Linked DNA regions of Homo sapiens: region 2 is linked to region 1. Evidence: read pairs that join two places in POLR2A ChIA-PET (ENCODE). Cell type or tissue: Panc1. All regions are shown on one strand. Links, peaks and the distances in the headings refer to the core of each region. The heading gives the core; the rest is flanking DNA. Region 1 has its middle 7.2 kb from the start of TMEM94. Region 2 overlaps LLGL2 (LLGL scribble cell polarity complex component 2).

The links. Peaks named below come from ENCODE experiments on the same cell type or tissue, not always from the same donor. Only the 100,000 strongest peaks of a DNase experiment are listed, where the experiment ranks them.
Region 2: POLR2A ChIA-PET joins it to region 1 with 13 read pairs; 6 of 35 experiments call an interaction of 5 or more read pairs at or near these places.

The regions. Positions count from the first base shown.
Region 1 is chr17:75,444,310-75,454,581 of GRCh38, reverse strand. No RefSeq gene overlaps it. Among named protein-coding and RNA genes, the nearest start is that of TMEM94, 7.2 kb to the left of the region's middle. RefSeq lists an enhancer at 1,180-1,474. In Panc1, for the core only: no CTCF peak of the experiment used is centred there; no DNase peak of the experiment used is centred there.
Region 2 is chr17:75,551,402-75,561,673 of GRCh38, reverse strand. It overlaps LLGL2 (LLGL scribble cell polarity complex component 2), which reads right to left. Exons shown (of 26, transcript NM_001031803.2): 3 at 5,531-5,628; 4 at 3,438-3,519; 5 at 3,047-3,162; 6 at 2,264-2,422. Among named protein-coding and RNA genes, the nearest start is that of LLGL2, 31 kb to the right of the region's middle. RefSeq lists enhancers at 2,883-3,818, 3,819-4,755, 8,665-9,245. In Panc1, for the core only: no CTCF peak of the experiment used is centred there; no DNase peak of the experiment used is centred there; H3K27ac peaks cover 6,106 bases.

The DNA of each region.
Region 1 (10,272 bases), core at 1,223-9,222:
GAATTGAGCTAGCAGGCTACCTATATATTACATCTTTCCACTTGACCCCTTAAGATCTAGTTGGCTGCCTTTGGAAGATTAACAAATGTAGCACAGTCACTTCACTTTGAACCTCTCAGCCCCCTCTGGCCACACTGGTTTTTCAGCTCCACTGGGTTTTATGAATATCACTCAATGAAATTGCACTGAATGCCTGCTAGTTTCAAGGGCTCTGCAACTCTCCATCTGCCTGACCACTTCCTCTGTCAGTCCCCTCAGCCATAAAATTTTGCTACATGAGTAAATCAAATCACTCAAGCCAGAACATGCCAATGTGCCCACTCTAAATTCACCCTGAATTAGCTTTGCAGATCTGAGGTCCCTTAACCAAGTCTTGTTGGTTGTCTAGCAACCCCAAGCAGCTATACCAATCCTTCTTCATTTTTCTGAAGCTTCCCGTGTCTTCAGATGAGTACCAAGATGAGTCTATTGAGAAGAAGACCAAGGCCTTCCCTTGGAGATTTCTCATCTACTTCATCCACTTCTCTTTCCCTTTCTATGTTCCTGCAGGAAGACAGCCTTTTCCTCCTTTTCCCCATCTGTGTTCTCAGTCCCTCCCCCTCCAGCCTTACATGCCATTTCCCTTAGCTCAGGAGTGTTCAATCTTTAGGCTTCCCTGGGCCATGTTGGAAGAAGAATTGTCTTGGGCCACACATAAACTACACTAACACTGCTGGGCACGGTGGCTCACGCCTGTAATCACAGCACTTTAGGGGGCTGAGGCGGGCAGATCATCTGAGGTCAGGAGTTCGAGACCAGCCCGGCCAATATGGTGAAACCCTGTTTCTACCAAAAAATACAAAAATTAGCAGGGCATGGTGGTGCATGCCTGTAGTCCCAGCTACTCGGGAGGCTGAGACAGGAGAATCACTTGAATCCAGGAGGCGGAGGTTGCAGTGAGCCAAGATCGCGCCACTGCACTGCAGCCTGGGTGACAGAGCAAGACTCCGTCTCACAAAAAAAAAAAAAAAAAAAAAAAGAAGAAGAAATGTGTTCAAGAGATAGTTAGCAGGTAGAACAGGCACAGTCTAGTGGCTGGACTTAAGGTTTAGGGTGAAGGAGGAAGGGATAACTCGATTTCTGCACCTCAGATCTCATATCATCTGAGTTACAATGACAGAAGCTACCTCTGCCAGCTCCAGATTACCTGGTCAAGGCCAATTTAGAGCATAGTACTGGACAAAGCATCAGCGAGAAAACACTCTTGTTTATCTATAAGATTTCCCTTCATCTAAACAGAGATATGAGAAGTGAGTCAGAAACGAGAGTGATCCAGCAGGACTCATTCAGGCTGTTGAGCCAGGAATGACGTGCAGAATCACACACAAGCAGGGCAAGGTCCTCCCACACCCTGACCTGAGCATCCTTCCTCATTGCACCTTTCTTTTTTTTTTTTTTTTTTTTGAGACTGAGTCTCGCTCTATCACCCAGGCTGGAGTGCAGTGGCGCGATCTTGGCTCACTGCAACCTCCGCCTCCAGGGTTCAAGTGATTCTCCAGCCTCAGCCTCCCCAGTAGCTGGGATTACAGGCATGTGCCACCATGCCCGGCTAATTTTTGTATTTTTAGTAAAGATGGGGTTTCACCATGTTGGTCAGGCTGGTCTTGAACTCCTGACCTCGTGATCCACCCACCTTGGCCTTCCGAAGTGATGGGATTACAGGCGTGAGCCACCGCACCTGGCAGCCATCTTTTCAACCTAGTCATTTGTTTAAAAGTAACAGGAGTAGGCTGGGTGCAGTGGCTCACTTCTGTAAGCCCAGTCCTTTGGGAGGCTGAGGTGGGTGTATCACCTGAGTTCAGGGATTCAAGACTAGCCTGGCCAACATGGTGAAACCCTGTCTGTACAAAAATACAAAAATTAGCTGGGCGTGGTGGTGGGCACCTGTAATCCCAGCTACTCCGGAGGCTGAGGTGGGAAACTCACTTGAAGCTGGGATGTGGAGGTTGCAGTGAGCCGAGATAGCTCCACTGCACTGCAGCCTGGGTGACAAAGCAAGACTCCATCTCAAAAAAAAAGAAAAGAAAAAAAGGGAGCTGGGTCCGGTGGCTCATGCCTGCATGCCTGTAATTCCAGCACTTTGGGAGGCAGAGGTGGGCAGATTGCTTGAGCCTAGGAGTTCAAGACCCACCTGGGGAACATAGCGAGATGCCTTCTCTATTAAAAAATTTTTCAAAAGAGAAAAAAGTATATAATAAAAAAGAAATAATGGGCTTCGAATCACACAGGGGAAAGGTTTGGAGGGAGATAGCAATGGATGAAGACAGAGGCTGGCATTCGGGGTCGGGACTGAGGATACTTGCAATGTGAGGCCTGGTGAAATTATCTGAGCCGTTGATTCTTGAACAGGTAGTTCCCATGTTCAGCTTGCTCCATCGGCAAGAGCCTTCTGCCTAGGCCGGGCGCGGTGGCTCCCGCCTATAATCCCAGCACTTTGGGAGGCCGAGGCGAGCGGATCACGAGGTCAGGAGATCGAGACCATCCTGGCTAACACGGTGAAACCTCGTCTCTACTAAAAATACAAAAAAAAAATTAGCCGGGCGTGGTGGCGAGTGCCTGTAGTCCCAGCTACTTGGGAGGCTGAGACAGGAGAATGGTGTCAACCCAGGAGGCGGAGCTTGCAGTGAGCTGAGGTCACGCCACTGCACTCCAGCCTGGGTGACAGAGCAAGACTCCGTCTCAGAAAAAAAAAAAAAAAAGAGCCTTTTGCCTCTAAGTTGTGAGTGATATTTTTAGGAGAAGCTGCTCCTTTAATCCCTGCATCGTGTAGTAGTGATATCTCACTGACAATAGGCTCCTCTTGGGCCCTTTGATTCAACCAAGAGGTCCCACTGAAGAACATTGTTGTAAATACTGCCAGCGAGACAATTCTGACACGTCTTTGTACCCCTAAAGAGTGGTCTGGGCCAAGCCTGTAATCCCAACACTTTAGGAGGCCAAGGTGGGAGAGTCACTTGAGCCCAGGAGTTTGAGACCAGCCAGGGAAACACAGGGAGCCTCCATTTCTACAAAAAATTTAAAAATAAAAATAATTAGCCAGGCATGGTGCACAACTGTGGTGCCAGCTACTCAGGAGACTGACGTGCAAGGATCATTTGAGCCCAGGATGTTGAGCCTGCAGTGAGCTGTGACTGTGACACTGCACTCCAGCCTGGGCGACAGAGTGAGACCTGCCTCAGAAAAACAAAAAAGGGCTGGGCGTGGTGGTTCACGCCTGTAATCCCAGCACTTTGGGAGGCCAAGACAGGCGGATCATGAGGTCAGGAGATCGAGACCATCCTGGCTAATACGGTGAAACCCCATCTCTACTAAAAATACAAAAAATTAGCCCGGCATGGTGGCGGGCACCTGTGGTCCCAGCTACTCGGGAGGCTGAGTCAGGAGAATGGCTTGAACCTGGGAGGTGGAGTTTGCAGTGAGCCGAGATCGTGCCGCTGCACTCCAGCCTGGGTGACAGAGCGAGACTCAGTCTCAAAAAAACAAAACAAAACAAAACAACAAAAAAAGTGTGGTCCAGAAATAGATGGCACAACTTTACAACACAACATGAGCACTGGCCACACTACGGTCCCCATTCCCATACTGCATTCACAGTCTGCAAAAGTTAGATCCCTAGGTAACAATAAATGGCCACCCAAAGACATTGTTCATAAGCACCCCAAATGGGAAACAAACTGAATATCCACCAGCTGGGGAACAGGTACCCAAATGGTGGTGGATCTGAACAAGGGATTACTACTCAGCCATACACATAAGTGAATGAGGCTGGACGTGGTGGCTCACTCCTGTAATCCCAGCACTTTGGGAGGCTGAGGCGGGCAGATCACCTGAGGTCAGGAGTTCAAGACCAGCCTGGTCAACATGGTGAAACTCTGTCTCTACAAAAAATACAAAGCTAGCTGGGCATGGTGGCGTGTGCCTGTAATCCCAGCTACCCAGGAGGCTCAGGCAGGAGAATTGCTTGAAACCGGGAGGCAGAGAGCCAAGATCGTACCACTGCACTCCAGCCTGGGTGACAGAGCAAGAATCTGTCTCTCAAATAAATAAATAAATACGTAAGTAAGTAAGTGAATGAGGCCACTGATACACATCCCAATCTGAAAGAATCACACAAATGGCATGAGGAAGGGAAGAAGCCAGACATAACAGGTTATGTACCCTGCAATTCCATTCATATCAACTCCTAAGATGGGAATCTGGAGGACAGGCAAGGATGGACTGCAGAAGGGCAGAAGGGAACTTTTGAGAGGTGAAGGAAATGCCCCATATCTTGATTAGGGTGAGAGTTATGTAGGTTTATACATTTATCAAAACTCGTTCAACTATGTACTTAAAATCTGTAGGTTTTAGTGTATTTAAACTATATCTCAATTTTTTAAATGTATGTGGCCGGGTGAGGTGGCCCATGCCTATAATCCCAGCACTTTGGGAGGCCAAGGCAGGCGGATCACCTGAGGTCAGGAGGTCAAGACCAGCCTGGCAAAACCTCATCTCTACTAAAATACCAAATTAGCCAGGCATGCAGGTGGGTGCCTGTAATCCCAGCTACTTGGGAGGTTGAGGGAGGAGAATCGCTTGAACCCAGGAGGCAGAGGTTTCAGTGAGCCTGGATTGCACCACTGCACTTCAGCCTGGGCAATAGAGCGAGACGCCATCTCAAAAAAAAAAAAGTACACACACACACACACACACACACACACACAGACTCTCTTTTTAATTTTTTTTTTGTAGAGATAGGGTCTCACTATGTTGCCCAGGATGGTCTCAAACTCCTGTTCTCAAGCAGCCCTCTTGCCTTGGCCTCCCAAAGTGCTAGGATTCAGCCAGTTGTGGTGGCTTACGCTTGTAATCCCAGCACTTTGGGAGGCCGAGGCGGGTGGATCACGAGGTCAGGAGATCGAGACCAGCCTGGCCAACATGGTGAAACCCCATCTCTACTAAAATACAAAAAACTAGCCGGGCATGGTGTTGGGCGCCTGTACTCCCAGCTACTCGGGAGGCTGAGGCAGGGGAATCGCTTGAACCCGGGAGGCAGAGATTGCAGCAAGCCGAGATCGCGCCACTGCACTCCAGCCTGGCGACAGAGCAAGACTCTGTCTCAAAAAAAAAAAAAAAAAGTGCTAGGATTCTGGGTGTGAGCCTATGTACACTTTCAGTTGGGGGATGATTTTGCCTCCTAGGGACATTTGGCAATGTCTGGAGACATTTTTGGTTGTCACTACAGGGGTTGGGAGAGGGCTGCTACTGGCATCTAATGTGTAGAGGCCAGGAATGTTGCTAAATATCCTACAACTTACAGTACAACCCACAACAAAGAATCATCTGGTTCAAAATGTCAATGGAGCAGTGGCTCATGCCTGTAATCCCAACACTTTGGGAGGCCGAGGTGGGCAGTTCACTTGAGGTCAGGAGTTCAAGACCAGCCTGGCCAGCATGGTGAAACCTCCTCTCTACAAAAAATACAAAAATTAGCCAGGCATGGTGGTGTGCACCTGAAATCCTAGCTACTTGGGAGGCTGAGGCAAGAGAATCACTTGAACCCGGAGGTGGAGGTTGCAGTGAGCCGAGATCATGCCATTGCACTCCAGCCTGGGTGACAGAGTAAGTGAGACTGTCTCAAAAAAAAAAAAAAAAAGCAATGGAGCAGAGGTTGCCTAGCCATAAGTTTAGCATCATGCGTGTATCATCTTACCGATCTTTGATATTCCCTGTACTGGAAGCCTCTTTTTGTTTGATTTCCAGGAATAATGAAATCAGTAGCCTTAGTCTATGCTCACAGACACCAAGGTCTTCCGTGTGCTGCAAAGCAGCCATCTTAACTTCCAGAGCAGAAGCTGTATTTCACTGCACATTCGTAGAAACTGAGACTAATCTTCGTTGCCTGTTGTGCTTGGATAGTTTGGCGTTTGGTCAGAGGGAGTGCAACAGAAGATAAAGCTAGACGAGATTGCGACTATTTTCTAAGGAGCCAGGGACGTTATGAATCACCAGAAGATAAATGCTGGAGGTGAACATTTCCTCCTCCAACATTTTTAAGTAGAGAAATGAGACAGTCAAGCTTAAGAGGAAGATGAGTTTGTAGAAGATAAGCTAGAAATAGCAGTCTTGGGTCAGGTGTATTAGCTCATGTCTGTTTAATCCCAGCACTTTGGGAGGCCAAGGCAGGAGGCTTGCGTGAGGCCAGGAGTTGGAGACCAGACTGGGCCACAAAGTGAGACCTTGTATTTACAAAAATTTTTTTAAAGATTTTAAAAAATTGGCCAGGCGTGGCGATGCATGCCTGTGGTCCCAGCTATAGTACATGGGAGGATCCGTTGAGCCCAGGAGGTCAAGGCTAGGGTCAGCTGTGTTCATGCCACTGTACTCCAGCCTGGGTGACACAGGAAGATTGTCTCAAAAGAAAGAAAAGAAAAGAAAAATAAGGGCCGGGCACGGTGGCTGATGCCTGTAATCCTAGCATTTTGGGAGGCCGAGGCGGGCAGATCACCTGAGGTCAGGAGTTCAAGACCAGCCTGGCCAACATGGTGAAACCACGTCTCTACTAAACATACAAATTAGCCAGGAGTGGTGGTGCACATCTGTAAGACCAGCTACTCGGGAGGCTGAAGCAGGAGAATCGCTTTTACCTGGCAGGCAGACGTTGCAGTGAGGCGAGATCACACCACTGCACTCCAGCCTGGTCAAGAGAGCAAGACTCTGTCTCAGAAAAAAAAAAAAAAAAAAGAAGAGAGAGAGAGAGACAGGAGCCAGTGGGGACAGGTAGCCAGCCGTGGTGGTCCAGGCACTAGCTGACGAGATACCCAGCCCTACTCCCATCCCAGAAACCTTATCTGGCACTTTATTTCCCAAATACCAATCCCAGTCATCTCTGCCTAGCATTCTTGACTATTTTTGAACGGCTTCTTAGCATTTGAGGTGTAAATATCACTTCATTCACTAAATTTTAAGCTCTTTGAGAGCAGGGATAGTGCCTTACTACTTTTTAATTTCTCTCAGATTATCAGAGGGATTGTTGACATGTACATTTGTGTCCTAACAGTGACACCAAAATTCCTCCTGGGGAGGAAACTGTCTTTGCATAGGAAAATCACTGGTAAATGTTTTAAGAAAAGATGAGACCCAGAGCCCAGGTCAGCCTGCATCAAAGCAGTAAGAGAATGAGCCCAAATGCTCTGCATTTTATTTATTTATTTTTTATTTTATTTTATTTTATTTTATTGAGGTGGAGTCTCGCTTTGTCATCTAGGTTGGAGTGCAGTGGCGCGATCTCGGCTCACTGCAACCTCCGCCTCCAAGGTTCGAGTGATTCTCCTGCCTCAGCCTCCCGAGTAGCTGGAACTACAGGTACCTGCCACCATGCCCAGCTAATTTTTGTATTTTTAGTAGAGACAGGGTTTCATTATATTGGCCAGGCTGGTCTCAAACTCCTGACCTCAAATGATCCACCCCCCTTTGCCTCCCAAAGTGCTGGGATTACAGGCATGAGCTACCATGCCTGGCCTGTTTTTATTTTATTTTATTTTATTATTTATTATTCATTTATCTATTTATTTATTTATTTTGGGATGGAGTCTCACTCTGTTTTCCAGGCTGGAGTGCAGTGGCGCAATCTCGGCTCACTGCAAGCTCTGCCTCCCGGGTTCACGCCATTCTCAGCCTCCCAAGTAGCTGGGACTACAGGCACCCGCCACCACGCCCGGCTGATTTTTTGTATTTTTAGTAGAGACAGGGTTTCACCATGTTAGCCACGATGGTCTCGATTTCTGACCTCGTGATCCGCCCGCCTCACCCTCCCAAAGTGTTGGGATTACAGGCGTGAGCCACCGCGCCTGGCCTATTTTTATTTGTTTATTTTTTGAGACGGAGTCTCACTCTGTTGCCCAGGCTAGAGTACAGTGGCATGATCTTGGCTCGCTGCAGCCTCCATGTCCCAGGTTCCAGCGATTCTCCTGCCTCGGCCTCCCGGGTATCTGGGATTCAGGCACGCGCTACCACACGTGGCTAATTTTTGTATTTTTAGTAGAGACGGGGTTTCACCATGTTGGATAGGCTGGTCTCGAACTCCTGACCTCAGGTGATCTGCCCATCTCGGCCTCCCAAAGTGCTGGCATTACAGGTGACAGCCACCATGCCCAGCCATAAATGGTTGCCAGGGGCTGGGGTGTGGGGAGAAGAATGAGGAGTGACTGCTTTTTTTTTTTTTTGAGATGGAGTTTCGCTCTTGTTGCCCAGACTGGAGTGCAATGGCACAATCTCGGCTCACTGCAACCTTTGCCTCCTGGGTTCAAGCGATTCTCCTGCCTCAGCCTCCCTAGTAGCTGGGATTACAGGTGCCCACCAGCACTCCCAGCTAATTTTTTGTATTTTTAGGAGAGACAGGGTTTCACTATGTTGCCCAGGCTGGTCTCGAACTCCTGACCTCAGGTGATCCACCCACCTCAGCCTCCCAAAGTGCTGGGATTACAGGGCGTGAGTCACCATGCCCAGCTGCTTTTTTTTTTTTTTTTTTTTAAATGGAGTCTTGCTCTGTTGCTCAGGCTGGAGTGCAGTGGTGTGATCTAGGCTCACTGCAACCTCTGCCTTCCTGGTTCAAGAAATCCTCCCACCTCAGTCTCCCAAGTAGCTGGGATCACAGGCGTGCGCCACCACACCTGGCTAATTTTGTATTTTTAGTAGAGCAAGTTCTGTGGGTTCTAACTCCAATTTGCTGTGTTGGCCAGGCTGGTCTAAAACTCCTGACCTCGAGAGATCCTCCCGCCTCGACCTCCCAAAGTGCTGGGATTACAGGCGTGAGCCACCACACCCAGCATGCATTTTAAAAATGAACCAAAAATTTAGAATTGGAAGAGAAAGAGAGGAGAGAGCAGAGAGGAAGGCTGAGCCATGTGTAAGGAAGCTGGAGCCTGAACGGTGGAAATGGCAGAGGACTTTTGGAGAAAAAACACTGACACTGAATTGAAAGCTGCTCACGTTTCTACGATGTAAATCCCTGCATCTTCCCAACTGTCCTACAGAGATCTCTACATGTATAGAAACCTTGTGTGAGCAGTTGGTTTAGTGACAAGTGGCAAGGGTATGTTTCACATCTCAGTCTGTGCTCTTGGATAAGGAACTACACCCATGGGATGGGGGGAGAGTCCCTCAAGTAAACCAGTTCATGGGAACCAGAAGCAACCATGAGAACATATGATCCTATGATCCTGCAAAGAAGTCTTCTTTTTTTTTTTTTTTTTTTTCTGAGACAGAGTCTCGCTCTGTTGCCCAGGTTGGAGTGCAATGGTGTGATCTCGGCTCACTGCAACCTCCGCCTCCCAGGTTCAAGCAATTCTCCTGCCTCAGTTTCCTGAATAGGGGGCATTACAGGCGCCTGCCACCACACCTGGCTAATTTTTGTATTTTTAGTAAAGATGGGGTTTCACCACGTTGGTCAGGCTGATCTCGAATTCCTGACCTCAGTGATCCACCCACCTTGTCCTACAAAAGTTCTGGAATTACAGGCGTGAGCCACTGCGTCCGGCCTCAAAGAAGTCTTTCGAACAGGGTTTAAGTAACAGTGTCTAGATCTATAAGGGCCAAAGAAGCCCCCTGCTGTACCTAAACAATATTTATATAGCTGCCTCTGGGGTTCTCTAAAACTGAGTTGGGGCCAGGCGAGGTGGCTCACGCCTGTAATCCCAGCACTTTGGGAGGCCGAGGCCGGAGGATCACGAGGTCAGGAGATTGAGACCATCCTGGCTAACACAGTGAAACCCCGTCTCTACTAAAAATACAAAAAAAATTGGCCGGGTGTTGTGGCGGGTGCCTGCAGTCCCAGCTACTTGGGAAGCTGAGGCAGGAGAATGGCATGAACCCGGGAGGCGGAGCTTGCAGTGAGCCAAGATCACACCACTGCACTCCAGCCTGGGCTACAGAGCAAGACTCCGTCTCAAAAAATAATAAAAAACTGAGTTGCTTCAATATGGGAGGTACGCTAATGGGAGGAGGTAGCTGGGTTCCTCCCAGTCCAGTAGAACACTGGCTCATCTACAGAGGGAGACACATTGTTTGAAACAGGATGGAGAGTATTGGAGAGGCAGTCAAACATCGCGCAGAGAAGCACTCTTTGTCAGTGAATGGTCAGGGCCTTGTAGGGTAACAAGACATGCTTCCTGAAACAGTTAGAGCTATTTTTGGCCCACCCTTCTCCATCTTAGAAATACTTTTTTCTGAGAGGCTGAGGCAGGAAGATTGCTC
Region 2 (10,272 bases), core at 1,035-9,034, 110 kb before region 1:
GCTGGGATCACAGGCGTGAGCCACCGCGCCCGGCCTAATTTTTAATCTTTTTAGAGACAGGATCTCATTCTGTCACCCAGGCTGGAGGGTAGTGACCTGATCATGGCTCACTGCAGCCTCCAACTCCTGGGCTCAAGTGATCCTCCCACCTCCCAAGTAGCTGAGACTGCAGACGTGTGCCGCCTTGCCCAACTAATTTTTATTTTTTGTGAGGAGAGACAGGGTCTTGCTATGTTGCCCAGGCTAGTCTCAAATTCCTGGCCTCAAGCAATCCTCCTACCTCAGCCTCCCAAAGTGTGAGCAACTGTGTCCATCTAGATATTCTTAATAAATGCAAATAATGTCCTTACACAGATGAAAATTGTTAGACAATTAGAGGGCTTCCAACTTTTTGCCATTAAAAACAGCCCTACAATGATCATTCTTATCCTATATCTTTAGGACAGAGACTTCTCAGAGACAGTTATGAGACTAAAGGGTTGCACGTTTTAAAAACTTAGATAAGTGTCATCAAGAGGACGAGAATTTAAACTGCCAAAAGGGGCTGGGCCTGGTGGCTCACACCTGTAATCCCAGCACTTTGGGAGACCGAGGTGGGTGGATCACCTGAGGTCAGGAGTTCAAGACCAGCCTGGCCAACATGGTGAAACCCCGTCTCTACTAAAAATACAAAAATAAGCCGGGTGTGATGGCGTGCACCTGTAATCCCAGCTACTCGGAAGGCTGAGGCAGGAGAATCACTTGAACCCAGGAAGCAGAGGTTGCAGTGAGCTGAGATCTTGCCACTGCACTTCGGCCTGGGACAGAGTAAGACTCTCTCAAAAAAAATGTTTTTTCTTTGTTTTTTTTTTTTTTTTTTTTTTTTTTTTTTAATAAATAAACAAACTGGGCCAGGCGCTGTGGCTCATGCCTGTAATCCCAGCACTCTGGGAGGCTGAGGCGGGTCAATCACCTGAGGTCGGGAGTTCGAGACTAGTTTGACCACCATGGAGAAACCCTGTCTCTACTAAAAATACAAAATTAGCTGGGTGTGGTAGCGCATGCCTGTAATCCCAGCTACTCGGGAGGCTGAGGCAGGAGAATAGCTTGAACCCAGGAAGCAGAGGTTGCAGTGAGCCAAGATCGTGCCATTGCACTCTAGCCTGGGGAACAAGAGTGAAACTCCATCTCAAAAATGAAATAAAATATAATATAATATAATATAAATAAACTGGCAGGAGGGGCTCTCAGGGCACTTGGGCCCCCCCGCCGACTAGATTCCCGCCAGCTAACTACAGGGTGAGGCTGGGCACTGGTGTGGCCACCTGCTGGGGCGCAGGTCCCATGCCGTCCTGCCCACAGGCTGTGTCCCACTGTGGTACCTGTCATCCTGCAAAGTGTTCTGCTCTGACCTTGGACACACTGCCCCAGCCCTACCCTGCTGAACGGGAAAGGCAGAGGTCTGCACTCAGAGGGACACAGCTCCAAGTGGGAATCCTCCCAGCCCAGTCATGCCCTGCCCTGGGCAGACGGGCCCTGCTTCATCACCACCCAGGGCTGGAGAGCTGGGCTGGCCAGCTGCAGGAGTGTGTCCCAGGCCCAGTCCAAAGCCTTGCAGGGCCAGGGGCCCAGCACCCTGGCCTCCTCCTGCCCCTTGGAACCACAGATCATTCCACCATGACCGACCCGGCCCCAACATGATCTTGTCAGATGCTATCTCCTCTCTTTTTTTGGGCCCCGTCCCCTTCTCCCACCCGGACCTGATCCAACTCCCTCTCTAATGTAGTATCATCAACAAGGAGCAAAGCTTCTGAAACGATCTCAACAGACCCACATGCCTGTGGCGGTCAAGGCTTTTTAGCCACGGAGCTTGCGAGCAAATGGAACCTCAGCAAAGTACCCACCGCAAAGGGTGGCACCAGGAGCTGCCCCAGTGACACAGGGAGGTCTGGGCCCGACTTCCCCGCTGCGGAGCCCCTGGGGTTCTGAAACCCATGGCAAGTGCAAAGGACACTGGACTGACAGTCGGTGACATTACACAGTCATTTGGGGCCTTTAGACGAGGGACCCTCAAAGCCCCCTTTTTAGTGCTATGATGCTAACCTATGACAGGCCAATAGGTTCTCAGTAGGTGACAGGTAGGAAGCCAAGAGCCTCCCCTGCTATAGCCCCATGGAATTCCCAGCAGAGAAATGACAGCTCCTGACAGAGTCCTGGGACCAAGGGGAGAAGCCATGCCTAACTTGAGGGGATGGAGTTAACAGCAGCTGGGCTCTGGGCTCACCGCTGCAGCACCGCGTCCGAGCTGATGGTCCGGTCCTCCAGCGCACGAAAAGCTGGCAGCTGCACCACAAACACGTTGCCACTCTCGGTGCCCAGGTAGAGCAGCTCGCAGGAGGAATGTGGCAGGACCACGGTGATCTGTGTGGCACTGGGGGCAGCCCTGTGACAAGAACAGCTGCCCGTGAGCCGACCACTGCCCAGCAGGGGAGATGCCATGGACGGGGTCCCCTGACTCCTCGGAAAACAAGCCCATAAGGCCCTTTAATGAGGTCATAACATTTCAAGCCAGGACAAACATTGGTCACTTTCTGCCAAGACAGGAGACAGATGGCAGAGAGCCTGGGCTAGGAGGCAGGAAAGACGCCAGGGACCCTCCAGCATAACACGGGGTGCGGATGGAGGAGGCGGGGTGCAGATGGAGGAGGCGGGGTGCGGATGGAGGAGGCGGGGTGCGGATGGAGGAGGCGGGGTGCGGATGGAGGAGGTGGGGTGCGGATGGAGGAGGCGTGGTGTGGATGGAGGAGGTGGGGTGCGGATGGAGGAGGCGGGGTGCGGATGGAGGAGGTGGGGTGCGGATGGAGGAGGCGTGGTGTGGATGGAGGAGGCAGGCTGCAGCCCCGCCCACTCCACTCGGAGCACCTGAGTGTGGCGATGCATCGGGCCAAACGCATGCCAGTCACTGCCAGGGGCGCAACAGGCCTCACAAAGGGTGAGTCCACTCCAGAGCTAAGGGCAAGGGTCAGGCTGGGCTGGGAGTGGAAGGGGCTGGGGATTGAGCCCTTACCCTGGGGGTCCACGCAGTGTGAAGCTCTCATCCTCCTGCAGCTCCGATGCCCCGCCCTTGACCTTCAGGCTCCAAAGGTGCAGGCTGTTGTCATCCAGCAGGGTGACCAGCTGGCACTGGCGAGGGCACACGACGGGATCATGTGGTCTTGCTACCCAGGCAAGGCCTTTACACACTGGGGCCACGCAGCCCCAGTTGTTTAAAAGACCCCCTGGCCACTCCCAGGGTGGCCCATGAGCCCCAGCTGTGGAAAGGGAGGGGGTCCCAGGTCTTTCCATCAGCAGCAAACCCAGGGCCACCGAATGCCAGCCTCTCCACACCAGCCCTGCTGGAAGCAGTGAAGGCAAGGAGGGCATGGAAGTGGCTTCCTGTCCCACCCCAGGTCCCTCACCTGGCCGGGCAGGAGGTGGATCTGCGTCACAGCGTTGTTCTCCTGGTGCAGCCCCATGAACTCCACGCCTGGGGCTCCGTAGCTAGGAGTAGGCTCAGGAAAGCTCTGGAAGGTCGGACACCATCCCCTGCCTGCCTTGAGTGCCAGGCCCTCGGGGCCCATGTGCAATGATGCAAACACAGAGAGGGGCTGCCCTCCCCCGAGGCAGCAGGACCCATGCATGGAGCCTAGGGTGGGGAGGAGACACAGCAGCCCTGGCCCTGGGGCACCAGGCCAGTGACCTGATCCCTGGGAGATTTTTCCCAGTCAGGCCGGTGGGAGCAACTCCATAGAAAGGCGAAGCCCTACCCTGGCAACTGTCAGGCTGCCACCCTGATCCTGAGCTGCAAAAGACATGTTGGCTGTCGCTTGGTAGCACCTGTGAAAAAACACACGGCACCCCAGGGGGCCTATCACCAACAGCCTTGGCCCATTAGTCTTGGCACCAGGGATTGGTAACTAGAGTCTGGCTGTGGCCTGGCAATGATTAACCAGCCGAGGGAAGGCTGAGCCCGCAGCAAGGCCCTGGCCCCCTGTGTACACCAGCCCAGCCTGGAACTCGAGTGCTCCATACCCCTCCCCCACACCGGGCAGAGGGGAAGAGGGAGGTCAGGCTCCGCTGGAGGTGGCAGCCAAGCTATTGGAGGTGGTCCCTCATCTCTCAACTCCCTTGGGCCCTGCCCTGAGGGGAGCACAGATCAGACTGGCGGGGTGCCCAACCTGATCCGGTTTTTCATCTCTGAAAACACTGGGAGCCCCCAGTCGGCCAGAACCAGTGCTCTGGATAAAAGATGACCCAACTGGACAACATCCAGCCTCAGGCCGGGGAAGGACTGTCCCTGCCAGGCAGAGCCCTCTCCACTCTCTGCCGCCTGTGGGAGTGGGGGTGGAATTTGGAAGACAGCTGCCGAGCCCTGCTCTCCTGGCCCAAGGCCACCCCATCTCTGCTTGTGGATAGGGCCCTGGGGCCAGTCCACCTCTGATTCTTATCGAGATAGGTTAAAAAACAAAACTGCAGGCTGGGAGTGCAGTGACTCATGCCTGTAACCCTAGCATTTTGAGAGGCCAAGGCGAGAGAGTTGCTTGAGCCCAGGAGTTCAAGACCAGGCTGGGCAAGATCACAAGACCCTGTCTCCACAAAAAAAAAAAAAAAAAAAAAAAAAGTTTTTGAGACAGAGTCTCACTCTGTTGCCCAGGCTGGAGTGCAGTGGCACAATCTTGGCTCACTGCAACCTCTGCCTCCCAGGTTCAAACGATTCTCCCATCTCAGCCTCCCAAGTAGCTGGGATTACAGGCATGTGCCACCACGCCCTGATAACTTTTAAAATATTTTTAGTAGAGACAGGGTTTTACCACATTGACCAGGCTGGCCTTGAACTCCTGACCTCAAGTGATCTGCCCGCCTCAGCCTCCCAAAGTGCCGAAAAAAATTTTTTTAAATTAAAAACATCCCTAGCGACAAGAGGGGTCCCTGTAACTTGCTTTTCTGGTGGTGAGGTGGGGAGCTGAGGGAGGCAGGGGCACAGAAGGGCCTAGGCCTTGCTACTGGCGCACCAGCCAGCCACTCACTGAATGATCACTGGCTGAGACATGGGCGTCAGGTCCTTCCCTCTGGATCCACCAATACAACCCCTGCAAAACAGGTCTCTGAGCCCCCCAGCAGCCTCACCCCCTGCCCGGGACTGGGGGATTCCTGAAACCTCCAGGAATAGGTGAGAGGGGAAACTGAGTAAAGGGAGCAGACCACATGAAGGGTCCTGAAAGGACACAGGAGACAAAATAAGCCTGTATCTCCTCAGTCCATTTCAAACCTCACTGTCCTCCTGCAAAGGACAGGGTCGCATCCCACCAGGGATGCACTCATGCCCAGGTGCCTGCTCCACCATCAACCATACCTGCCCCATTTTGGAATAAAATCATGTCCAAAACTGGAAATCAGGAAAGTCCCTCATTTTATCCCAACAGCCCACGGGCAAGGAAGGAAAAGATGTCCCTCCCCAAATCTCACCCACCCCAAGGCCCTGCCCGAGTGGGAGCGAGGGGACGGAGGATACAGCTTGATGGCTCCAGAACGGGTGCCGATGGCCAGGATGCGCAGGGACGGGCTGTAGCCGAGGGCGCTGGGCTGGTGCGGGAAGCCATGCTCCACCGTCTGCAACGAGAAGCACGTGGGGTGGGCCTGCAGACCTGTCCCCTTCGCGCCACCATGGCTGCTGCAGCTGCAGCACCAGACGACCCAGCAGGAAGCAGGGCTTCGGTACCTTTCCGGTTCCTCCCAGACACCTGAGTGTTGGAGCCTAACCCATATTTACCAGGCCCCACCCCCTGTCCCTTTGTGACTCTGCCCTTGGCCTCATGGCCACCCCTGCGAGCTGATCTTCCCCGACACCATACCAGCCTCTCAATGCTTTCCAGGAACTGACTCGGTGCCTCCACCACGTGCACCCTGGGTGACGGACCCAGCCCTCCTCAGTGGCATGGGGGCCTTATGGGTGTGGGGTGGGGAAAGTAGGGGGAGTTTGGAACAATGGAGACACCGGTCTCTCGGGAGAAAATCTTGGTTGCACCGCAGCTCCGGGCTCACCCAGGGGCCTAGAGTACCGCGGAGGCCCTGCCCTGCTCTGGGCTCTTCCAGGTCCCTCCAGGCCCCAGTCAGCTGGGTCTCACAGACTCTTACTGTCACCAAATTCCAACCATCTTCCCAGAAAGGGAATTCCTGGAGTGTCGTTGCACATACGTGTTTTTTTCATTTATTACAGAATACACACACACACTGTGAAAAACCTGGGAGGTATAAAGATGTTTAAGAACAAAAACTGAGGCTGAGGCAGGAGAATGGTGCGAACCCGGCAGGCAGAGCAGCCTGGGCGACAGAGCGAGACTCCGTCTCAAAAAAAAAAAAAAAAAGAACAAAAATTACCCAAACTCCCACAACCAGAAGTAACCTTGCTAGAACCTAAGTGTACATCCTTCGAGTCTTCTGCACTTGTGAATGTTTGCAGGTCTATTTTTTTTTTTTTTGAGATGGAATCTCGCTCTGTTGCCCAGGCTGGAGTGCAGTGGTGCGATCTCGGCTCACTGCAAGCTCCGCCTCCCGGGTTCATGCCATTCTCCTGCCTCAGCCTTCCGAGTAGCTGGTACTACAGGTGCCCACCACCATGCCTGGCTAATTTTTTGTATTTTTAGTAGAGACAGGTTTCACCGTGTCTCTATCTCCTGACCTCATGATCTGTCCACCTCAGCCTCCCAAAGTGCTAGGATTACAAGCGTGAGCCACCCGCACCCAGCCAAAAATTTTTTTTTTTTTTTGAGACGGAGTCTTGCGCTGTCGCCCAGGCTGGAGTGCAGTGGTGTGATCTCAGCTCACTATAAGCTCCGCCTCCCAGGTTCACGCCATTCTCCTGCCTAAGCCTCCCAAGTAGCTGGGACTACAGGCGCCCGCCACCACGCCCGGCTAATTTTTTGTATTTTTAGTAGAGACGGGGTTTCACTGTGTTAGCCAGGATGGTCTCGATCCGCCCATCTTGGCCTCCCAAAGTGCTGGGATTACAGGCATGACAAAAATTTTTAATTTTTCTTTTTTGAGGGTCTCACTCTGTTGCCCAGGCTGGGTGCTACGGCATGATTTCGGTTCACTGTAGCCTTGGCCTCCCAGGCTCAAGTGATCCTTCCACCTCAGCCTCCCAAGTAGCTGGGACTACAGGCATGCACCACCACACCTGCCACACCCGGCTACTTTTTAATTTTTGGTAGAGACAGGTACTCGTCATGTTGTCCAGCCTGGTCTTAACCTTCTAGACTCAAGCGATCCTCCTGCCTCGGCCTCCCAAAGCGCTGGGATTACAGGCGTGAGTCACTGCAAGCTGCCTAAAATGGCTTTTTTTTTTTTTTTTTTGAGACGGAGTTTTGCTCTTGTCACCCAGCCTGGAGTGCAATGGTGCGATCTTGGCTCGCTGCAAACTCTGCCTCCCAGGTTCAAGTGATTCTCCTGCCTCAGTCTCCCCAGGAGCTAGGATTACAGGCACCCACCACCATGCCCAGCTAATTTTTGTATTTTCAGTAGAGATGGGCTTTCACCATGTTGGCCAGGCTGGTCTTGAACTCTTGACCTCAAGTGATCTGCCCGCCTTGGCCTCTCAAAGTGTTGGGATTACAGGTGTGAGCCATCATACCCGGCCTAAAATGACTTTTAAAACATCTAAAGAATATTCTTTACCTGTAGATATCCTAATTCACCAGAGGTTTATTGTTGAGTATTTACTTTGTTGCTAGAGGGTTTGCAATCCAACAACCATGTCGATGGCATTCTTGGACTCCTATCTTTGTCTGCACCACTTGAGTATTTCCTGGGGCAGATGTCCCAGGGATAGAATTGTGGGTTAAGAAAGGTATGAACATAAACCCACTACAAATTTAGAGTGATAAACCATCTTCAGGAAGGTTTTTAGTTCAGTTTCTTAATCAGTTACCCCAATCTGACCCCCGCCTCCCACCCCGGGGGATAGTGACCCTGCAGAGCTAGGTGAGAACAGCACAAAGCGATGCTATGTCAACTGATTGCTTTAAAGACTTAAAAAACAACCACAGAGACTCTGACTTGCAGAAAAAGGTCCCAACAATGAGGCAGCCTCCTTAGGCCCTGGGCTTTCCTACTTTGCAGCCCTGCCAGGCCTCAAAGCAGCAGAAAAGGAGAAGTCCCTGATGAGATCTAGCAATGATAGCTTAGCAAACCCAATTGCTACCTGCCTCCCCCATCAGTCAGTCTAGTCCAATGGCTCTCACAAGGAATCCCATGCTGGGGTCAGGCAGGGAGGAGAGCTCCAACAAGTGCCTATTTTGGGGGATGCCTGGAGACAAAAAGGTCGGGGGAGACGGGGGGTGCCTCAGGCCTGGCCTTTGCTAGGAACAGGGCCTGCCCTGCAAATGGTCATACCTAAATGGGATAGCCAGGGGGACAGATAGGGCCCAGCAGCGGCCCCCAGGCCAGCCCAGGTCCCTGTTCAGCTATGCGAAAAATGCAGAGCCTGGAGAAGCCCTGGATAGAGATAGCTGAGTGTCTGGAATGTAAACATTTCCCAGGAAAAGGGGAGTAGACAGTGGGATAGGATGTGCAGGACAAGCTCCCCCAGGGGCCCCACCAGACCTCAGCCAGCCCCAGGTTGCTGGGGCCTCAGGAAGTCAGCAGCCGGAGCCGTCTCCCAGGACAGCAGCACTTTCCCAGCAGCAGAGGCAGCTCAGGGAACAGCCTCTGGAATTTGGAGGACTCTGGTGGAAATGCCCTACAGGAGCCCAATGGCCTGGCCAGGAGCAGGCCCCATGCTCCGAGCTGCCCAGAACGGTAGCCATGAGCCCCATGGGGCCACCAAGCACTTGCAGTATGGCTCATGTCACCAATGAGGATTAAGTCAGTTCTTGGAAACCCTTCAAGTATGTCTGGAACAACTCGGGTTCTAGAAGAACAGGGGCTGGACTCAGGCAGGCCACGCTTCGAATTCCCTTTTTCCACTGTAAATCATCCAAATTCTAAATACAGATCTAGTACTTCCAAAAAAGATTTAATGTCTGAACTGAGATGTGCCGTAAGTGTAAAATACACCTAGATTTCACAAATTGAGCATTCAAAAACACAAACTGAAAAAATCTCATTAGTAGTTAATCACACGTCAAAATATTTTGCATATGTTGGATTAAAAGGAATATATAATTTTTTTTTGAGATAGGGTCACGCCTGTCACGCCTGGAGTGCAGTGGCACGATCACAGCTCACTGCAACCTCCGCCTCCCTGGTTCAAGTGATCCTCCCGCCTCAGCCTCCTGAGGAGCTGGGACTACAGGCACACACCACCACGCCCAGCTAGTTTTTGTATTTTTAGTAGAGACGGGGTTTCACCAAGTTGGCTAGGCTGGTCTCAAACTCCTGGCCTCAAGTGATCCACAGGCCTCAGCCTTCCAGAGTGCCAGAGTGCTGGGATTACAGGTATGAGCCACCTTGACCAGCTGGAATACAGGATTAAAATTAATTTCACTTGTTTAAATAATTTCATAATGCAGCTTCTAGACTTTTTTTTTAAAGACAGAGTCTCCCTCTGTCACCTAATTGGAGTGCAGTGGTGAGATCTTAGCTCGCTGCAACCTCCACCTCCCGGGTTCAAATGATTCTCCTGCCTCAGCCTCCCAAGTAGCTGGGACTACAGGCATGCACCACCACGCCCAGCTAATTTTTGCATTTTTAGTAGAGATGGGGTTTCACCATGTTGGCCAGGCTGGTCTCGAACTCCTGACTTCAAGTGATCTCCTCGCCTTGACCTCCCAAAGTTCTGGGATTACAGGCGTGAGCCACCGCACCCAGCCAGAATATATAATTAAAATTAATTTCACGTGTTTAAATAATTATACAATGCAGCTTCTAGGAAATTTTAAATCACATACATGGCTCATATTATATTCCCATTGGCCTCGACAATTCCGCACACCAGCAGGAACGTCAGGCCACAGAGAAAACAGCCTGTAACTTTTTGCTAGGCTCTCAGGCCACAAGTCAAGGGCGGGCAGTTCTTCTAACATTTCACCAGAGTCACTACTCCTGTTCGGCTCAGCATCTTTCCTCTAACTCAGAGGAAGACAAAGGGTTGGGCCCATCCTTCAACCACCCGCATTCATTCCTCATTCCCTTCAAGCCTTGGAGTTATCGTGGCCACCCCTCCCCCCCATCCCCACCTTCTTTTCCAAAGGCTGATTTAGAACAGGGACTGAGTCAGACCCACTAAGCTTTGTATCCCTTCCTGCCACGTACAAG